2 separate regions of the Mus musculus genome follow, and region 2 is linked to region 1. Evidence: chromatin contacts called from ENCODE Hi-C or POLR2A ChIA-PET data. All regions are on one chromosome and are shown on one strand. The core of a region is the stretch at or near the end of the contact, and the rest is flanking DNA. Distances in the headings are between cores, read along the strand shown. Region 1 holds the start of Tuba3a (tubulin, alpha 3A). Region 2 holds the start of Plekhg6 (pleckstrin homology domain containing, family G (with RhoGef domain) member 6).

Region 1 (3,678 bases), core at 377-2,876:
CTGAGTAAGCCGGTTTGCGGATTCCTCCATGGTCTCCTTCAGTTCCTGGTCAGGTTCCTAACGGCAGTCAAATACATCCTGCCTGGAGTTGATTTGGTCAGTGTTTTATCGCAGCAACAGAAAGCAAACTAGATAGAGCCTGTTGCCAAATCCCATGCCTATCAAGGACTGTGCCCTGAGAACAAAGTAATGGGACGACACTGCCCCTGCAACAAGAAAAAAGTTTTAAAGAAAAAAAAAAAAAAACGATCAAGCTCGGTGTGGGGGGGTCCATGACAGTAGCCAGCTCAATGAGGAGCTGAGGTAATAAGAGGCGTTTGAGGCCAGCTCAGATGACGAGAGCCCATCAGAGAAACAAAGACAAGTTCTGGCTGTTTAGACCCAGATCGTATGTGAACACAAGTATCTAAGAAGTCCTCTGCCTGGGGCCGGAGAGTTTGTGTGGTGGGTAGGAGAGCTGTCTTGCAGAGGATCAGGGCTCAGTTATCAGGCTCGCCACGGCCTGACTCCAGCTCCTGGGTCTTCCACACCCTCTTCTGGCCTCTCTGGGAAACTGCACTCAGGAGCACATACTTTGCAGAGACATACATGCACAGCGATTTCAAAGAAAAAAAAATCTAATAAATTAGGTTCTCAGCCTTATTTTATTCTTCCCTTAGGACAAGTTTTTGTAGTCCATGCTAGCTTCAAATGTACTCAGACTAATCTTGAAATCCAAATGTCCTGCTTGGGACTGTGGCATGCGCCAGCACACACCTCAAATGTACTTTCTAATACCAACAATGGATCCCACTTATAAACCATGAAATAAGAAAAACAGCAGTAGCCACAAAACTTATATAAAAGTTCTTTGGCAAGCTTGGTGGAGCTGGTGGCCTGTGATCTTGACGGAGTGGAGGCAGAGAGGGCAGGCCTACCAGGGGCTCTACGGCATTTCCCAATCATAGTAAGCTCGAGACCCGAGCACAGGCTCTTTGGACTCAGTAACTTTCACTTTCCTAGGTGGACGAACATTAGACCAGAAAGCCTGGTGGCTTCTAGGATCTTCTGGAACCCAAGCCATCACTGGTTCTCGCACTCAAGGCCACTGGTACCAGTAAACAAAACAAAAGTTCCCTCTCCAGAAACCTATCTGCCACCTTCTTTTGTTGCTTTTTTTCTTAAGGCTGGAGGCCCACGAGACTGAGGCTGGCCGCGAACTCTTGCGCCTCTTTCATCAGCCTCCGCGGGGCTGGGACTCCGGGCTGGAACTGCATCCCAGCATCCTGGAGCTTCACAGGTGCTAAGAAGCCGAGCATCTCATTCACACGCACTTGCATGGTGAGGAGTCTAGAGGAGACTGCGGGCTCCTGGGCTGCTCTGCCAACGCCCACCCTCACAGGAGCTGGGGTTGCGAGGAAGCCCTAGCCTCAGAGGAGACGGAGGTCAACCTCCCGTGGGGCCGACCCCCCCAGAGGCCCCGAGGCCAACCACCCCGGCCTGGGACTGCTCCCACCACCCCGGCCGCTCTCACCATGCTGAACTCCGGAGACCCGCTCAGACGCCGCCTCGGCCGTTCCTCACCACTGGTCCTCAACCGCCTCTGGTCTGCGCGCTCAACAGTCCAGGACGGATGTGGAGTCCAGGCCGGGGCTCATTGGCCCAGAGCGCCTTAGGGGCGGCCTTAGGCTCCACATCCCACTAATGATTGGATGTGGCTCAAGTTGCAGTGCTGGCACTTTCTGATTGGATGTGGCTTTGGCGGGAAGGCTCTGGAGTGGCTGGAGGGGGACAAGCATTGAGGAGCATCTGAAAATGGGGGGTGGGGGGAGGTGTGTCTGCGCGTCCCCGACATCCAACTTAGCATGGAACAAGTGGGGCGCTCAGGTCTTGCTTATCTGCGTATGTTATCTGCGCATCGGCGATGGAGGGATGCCCTAGCAGCCCTGCACACTATCCGTACCTCTGTCCTCGCCTTTCCTCCTTTCGCCTCACCTCACACAGCCTTACCTCACTTGGGGCAGAAAAGCTGTTCAGCCTCCCTCGCTTTGGAGGCCACCAGGTCGTGCTTCTCCAGAGACCATCTGCCAAGTCTTGCGTTGGGACCCAGAGCTGTTTTGGAAGTCTGTGTGAGCAGTTGCCTATTCCGACATTATTTACTCGGAGAAGGTTTTGAAAGGATTTGGGTATGCAGCCCTGGCTGGCCTCCAAAGCTTGTAGCCCGGGCTGGCAGAAGTTGAAACTCTGTCTCAGGCTACCTCAGAGCTGGGGCTATAGATGTGTGCCATGCCTGGTGGCAACCAGACCTTCAATCTGCAATTTGGAGGAAACATAAATTAGTCAACATACCTATCTTTCCTCAGGATATCGAACTGCACATAATGAATTGTAGGCTGTGCCATGGTGTTTTTGTTTGTTTGTTTGTTTGGGCAGAGTCTCATGTATCCCACCCTGGTCTTGATTTCCCCTGTAATCAAGAATGGATTTGATCCTTCTGACCCTCTAATCTCCACCCTCTGAGTCCTGGGACTGCGGATCTGCATCACAAGCTGGGGACACACTCATGGCTTCAGAGATGCTTAGCCAGCACTCTACCAAACCCAGCTACAACTCTAATCCCCAGTGCTGTGTTTACAAGAAACATTTTTTTCTGATTATGAGATTAACACATTCAGAGTAGAACATGTGGGAAAGGCAGCAATAAAATAGAACACCAACAACCACGCATGTCTCTAGAGAAACACATTTCAGCTGTCTTTCATCCTGGCGTGCATACATTTATGACTTGTTTTATAACTAGAATCAAACATGATTTTTTTTTAAAAAAATTCTGCAATAAACATTTTTTGGAACAGAATCTTCTTGATGCAGTCTTATTGTTGGGGATCTGATTTGGTCGCTAGGCATTTGAAACCCAGGAAATTTATATCCATATCCCGTGAATGAATATATTCCTTCATGTATGCCAGATTCAGCATATAGAAGGCAACCTCGATACCTGCAAATGAGCAATGGCATGAGACAGCCTGCTGGCTTTGTTAGGATTCTGTCTCCTCTGGGATCCCAGGAGGAAAGGGAGGTTTGGTTGAAGAGAAGCACCTGGCTCATGGTTTATTGTGCTTGCCACCAGCTGCAGACTTTTCACTTCATTAGAGTACAGTGGGGGAAGACAGTTACAGTCTCCTTGAGCCTTCAGCTCCTGGGTATTGTGACGGCCGAATCTGCTACACACTTTCTATACTCTGCTGGTTCAACTTGCCTTTGATCTGCTGGGTCTGTGTGGATAATTCGACAGTTTTCATGTGTCAAACATGATTTTTAAAACCACTTTCTTGAGATTTAGTTACCTTACTCTATAGTGTGTGTGATTCCGTTAACTCGGGAACTTGTGGGCTCAAGCTGGCCTCCTGAGAAGCTGGGACTACCAGTGTTCACCACCATGCCACACTTGGTATTTATTAAAGGAAAAGAATATTTATTTTTGGCTCACAGTTGGAGGGTACAGTCTGTTATGATGGGGAAGCCATGGCTGCAGACTTAAAAAAAATGTTTTTATTTGTGAGCCAGGGTCCCATGTATCCAGGCTGGCCCTGAACTTGGTATGAGGCCCAGGGTAGCCTAAAACTTTGGATCCTCTTGCCTCTAGCTCCTAAGTGCTAGTAACATATGGTTGTATAACTCTGCTCAATTTAGGTGGTG
Region 2 (3,678 bases), core at 871-3,370, 94 kb after region 1:
AGCCCTGACTCAGGGAGCTTTTGACTCCTCCCAACTCAAGTAGAGACTGACAGATGCCTTTCCCCACTGCGCTGGGAATTCAGAAATGCCTCCCAATCCCTCCTCTGAGCTCCCCGCCTCCCCCACTGTTGTCTGAGGCTGGGTGTGAAGCGCTGGCATCCTGGCCGGGCACTGACCCTCCTTCCCAGTAACCCCGGAAAGCGGAGGAGGTTAAGGGACAAGAATAGAGCAGCCTGTGAAAAAGGGGACAGACTTCAAAACCTTGGTGTCATCCCTCCTGCCCCACCCAGGTCACCTTTGGGGCACAGGCGCACTCACCACTCCAGGACCTCCTCTGGGAAATAGATTCCCAGCAGTGCTGTGGGCAGAGGTCTGATGACGGCCCCCGTAAGTCTCAATTCGGGAAGCTACCAGGCCTTGGAGGGGGCCCTCATTTGGAGGACCAAAGGCTTGCATTGTTTCTCTCCTGAGTTACCCCCAGAGGATCATAGCACCAATGTCCAGGAGAAAGGGGGGTATCCCCTTTTCTGCAAGATAGAAAGCCCAGGCTGGATTAGTGATGAACGAACGTCTCCACAGGTTGGAGAGCAAGGAAAGACAAGAGGACAGAGTGGGGAAGAAGAGGGCCAGATGGTGGGGGGTGTGTGCTATCTATAAGCTAGTAGGGGGAGGGCAGGGCCAGGTGCATGCTGGGTAGGAACATCTGCTTTATACTTAGGATACATTCACACTTCAGCCTCAGAGGATGCTGTAGTCTCAAGAGCAGCTGGGAGCAAGGGTCACAGAAATCTCTAGCACTCTAGATAGCCCCAGGTAGAAGGCGGTCTCTTGTACCTAGATGTCTCCTTTCCTGTATTACCTTTGTCAACACTGCACAAACACCATGAACTGGGACAGGTAAAGCTGACTAGAGACAGACAAGTGGGTTTCTCATGTTGGAACAGACTATGGGTTAAGAACGGCTTTTATTTTATTTTCTGATTTGAGATAGGAGGACCTCTTAATATAGCCCAGGCTGACACACAGTGTAACCCAGTCTAGGCTACCTTCCAACTCTGCATCCCCCTGCCTCAGTTTCTAGAGTGCTATGATCACAGATGTATTCTATCATGCTTTGCAACGTTTACATTTTTAAATAATGGGGGGGGGCAAAAAAGGAAAAATAATATTTGGGGAAAGAGAACAATACACCCAGTTCACACTCCATGAGTTACAGCTAGTTTTATCACGGTTCAGCCAGCCAGCCACCCTTACTGGTCGGCTGGCCATCCTTGGCTGCTTTTCAGTTAGTCGCAACTGAGACTCAATAGACAAGAGACTCTACAATATAGCTTTTCTGTCCCTTTACTGAGAAGTCTGTACATGCCTTACCTGGAAACCCCACACGTCCACGTACAATCTGGCGAAGTCAGGAGAGCTGTCAGACAGGGTCTGGAGGGATGCCCCTAGTTGAGGCAGCCCGCTGGTCTCCCACTAAGCTCCTTTCCTGGCCGCCGAGGGCACCACCAGGGATAGAGCTGGAAGTCAGATGCAGGACTCCACCCCTCCTTTCTAAGCCTGGATGGAAGACCCATCCCTTGCAGTGGGCAGGGCCTGAAGGGAAGAGGCCCTTAATGGGAACTGGACTCAAGAACCCTATACAGGGGTTGGTTTCCCACCAACTGGGCTCTAGAAACCTCCCATTTCTCTCTCCTAGCTTACTCTGACTTACTCGCAGAGGAGATTGTTCATTGTGTCTCCCGCCCCGGGACAACAACAGTCCAGCCCCCGAAGGCAGTCCCCCGCCCCTCCTTCTCCCTCCCCCTTACTATCTCTCCCCACGTCCACCTTTTCTATCTTTTCCCAGGCCCAGCTTTTCTCCCTCCCTCGTACCCAGCCTCCTTCCCTCCTCCTTCTGAGGCCCCGCGACCCTGTCCCAGATCCCCGGTTCCCTGGCCGCCCGGCACTCGCCCTCCCAAGTGCTCACCTGTGAGCGCAGGTGTCCGAGCTTCCGCTGTCCTTGACGTCCGCTGGATACTGTGGAAATCTGGGTCGTTGTCAGCTTCCTTGGCGATGGCAGCCCCACTGTCCCAGCCTGGGACTAGGACCGAGCGGCCCGCGGGACCAGGCAGCACGGGGCCGGGAAGGGAGGTGAAGGTGGAGGCAGAGGGGCGGGACGTGGGCTGGCACCTCCCCCTCCCTGCGGGCCTTGCAGCGTCGCGGTCCTGGTCACCCGGACAGAGAGGGTAGGGAGCCGGACTCTCCGTACACCAACCCCAGACCAGGAGTGCTCACTTCTCGGTGCGCACCTTTCCCTTTCTTTTGCACCTGAACTAACCAGCAATCTGTCACCTGGTCGGGGCCAGGGGCTGGAACCTTGTGCCACCCGCAGGCCACCAGCGTGTCCTCCCTTCCCGGCCAGACCCCTGCCAGGCGCCAGGGTAATGAGGGATAAATGAAAGGTTGGGCGCCGCTATGCGGAGGCGGTGAGGTAATGACCAAGCGACCTGTGGCAGGTACACATCCCTTGTTTGCACCAGGCCCCTCTTGCCTGTCCTAGACCGTTACCCTGAAAGGGAGCCAGCCTAGCATCAGGAAGGGCGGAGGCCCAAGGATTCTCAGCCCCATGGCTGTCCTCTGGCCATGGAGTCCAAAGTGTAGCCCTTATCTCCAGTGAACCTGCTGGCCTGCCCTGGCAACAGGGAGGAAGGTTCTGTGGACTTTGTGTCTTATTGAGGGAGGCATCAGGGGCCAAGCTTAGACCATACCCAACACTACTCTCATTACTTAAGCCTGGAGGGAGGGGGCATACCAGGGGAGGGTACCCTCCCACCGGACTGCACTTGGGCCAGTGTGGCCTTCCCAAGGGCTACACAGACTGAACAGTTTCTCCGAAGTGGTACAGCACTGGCTGGGCGTGATGTGAAAGGCATCCCCGCCCCCCCGCCCCCACATTCCCAAGTCCTGTCGTCTGGTCTGAGGGAAGAACTGAGAGTTATATCATCCCATGGATGTGTGATCCAGAGGTGGAAGTCTCGGTGGGGGGGGGGGGGAGGGGGCGGGGAGATGGGCAGGTCTGAGGTCCACTTTGGGATCTTCCTTCCGCCAATGGACTAGACTGGGTCTGGTGCAACCTCTTACCACACAAAGCATCCCGAAGTACACAAAACCCTTTCAGAAGTGTCTCCCTGTGTTCAGAGGAAAAACAAAACAAAACAAAACAAAAACAAAACAAAACAAAAACAAAACAAAACAAAACAAAAACACCTCTAATTCTCACCCTCTCCCATGGCTCCTTTCAGCCTGGAGAGGCATCTTTGCCATCGGTTGCTTGAATGTGTGTTCCTGTTCCCAGTCACAGATTTGTCCTTCAGTGTACTTTTTTAGAATATGATGTTGTGAGGTCTCAGTGTTACAGAGGAGCTGTCCTGACCTGTGGTTGCCTCCATCCTGCCTTCTGCCCCCCCAGGTGTGTGTGTAGGGGGGGGAGCGGAGAAGGAGTTGGATGAGAACCATGTTTGTCAAGAATGCAGGTTTTGCCTGTTCCTAGCATTCACACTGTGGGGGGCCAGGAGAAGAGGAAGACATATCCAGGGATGATGAGTAGCCATGAGAGAGAGAGAGAGAGTTAATGAACCAGTTGGTGCTGATTACTGGCCATATTAAATGACACCCCAAAGACACTGGTGCTGAGGACTT

Evidence for each region. A loop is a pair of places that touch in the nucleus more often than their neighbours do. ChIA-PET counts read pairs that join two places held with the same protein, here RNA polymerase II (POLR2A).
Region 2: a loop to region 1 is called in a map of regulatory T cell, with 2.1 times the contacts of the local background. The contact joins the promoter of Plekhg6 here to the promoter of Tuba3a in region 1. A Hi-C loop is called at or near these places in 2 of 37 maps with a recorded cell type or tissue (mouse embryonic stem cell and regulatory T cell). POLR2A ChIA-PET finds 5 or more read pairs at or near these places in 1 of 5 experiments (Patski).

The regions. Positions count from the first base shown.
Region 1 is chr6:125,284,455-125,288,132 of GRCm38, forward strand. It overlaps Tuba3a (tubulin, alpha 3A), which reads right to left and starts at 1,627. Exons shown (of 5, transcript NM_009446.3): 1 at 1,514-1,627. The coding sequence starts at 1,516.
Region 2 is chr6:125,378,384-125,382,061 of GRCm38, forward strand. It overlaps Plekhg6 (pleckstrin homology domain containing, family G (with RhoGef domain) member 6), which reads right to left and starts at 2,121. Exons shown (of 17, transcript NM_198604.2): 1 at 1,967-2,121; 2 at 1,372-1,593; 3 at 319-527. The coding sequence starts at 456.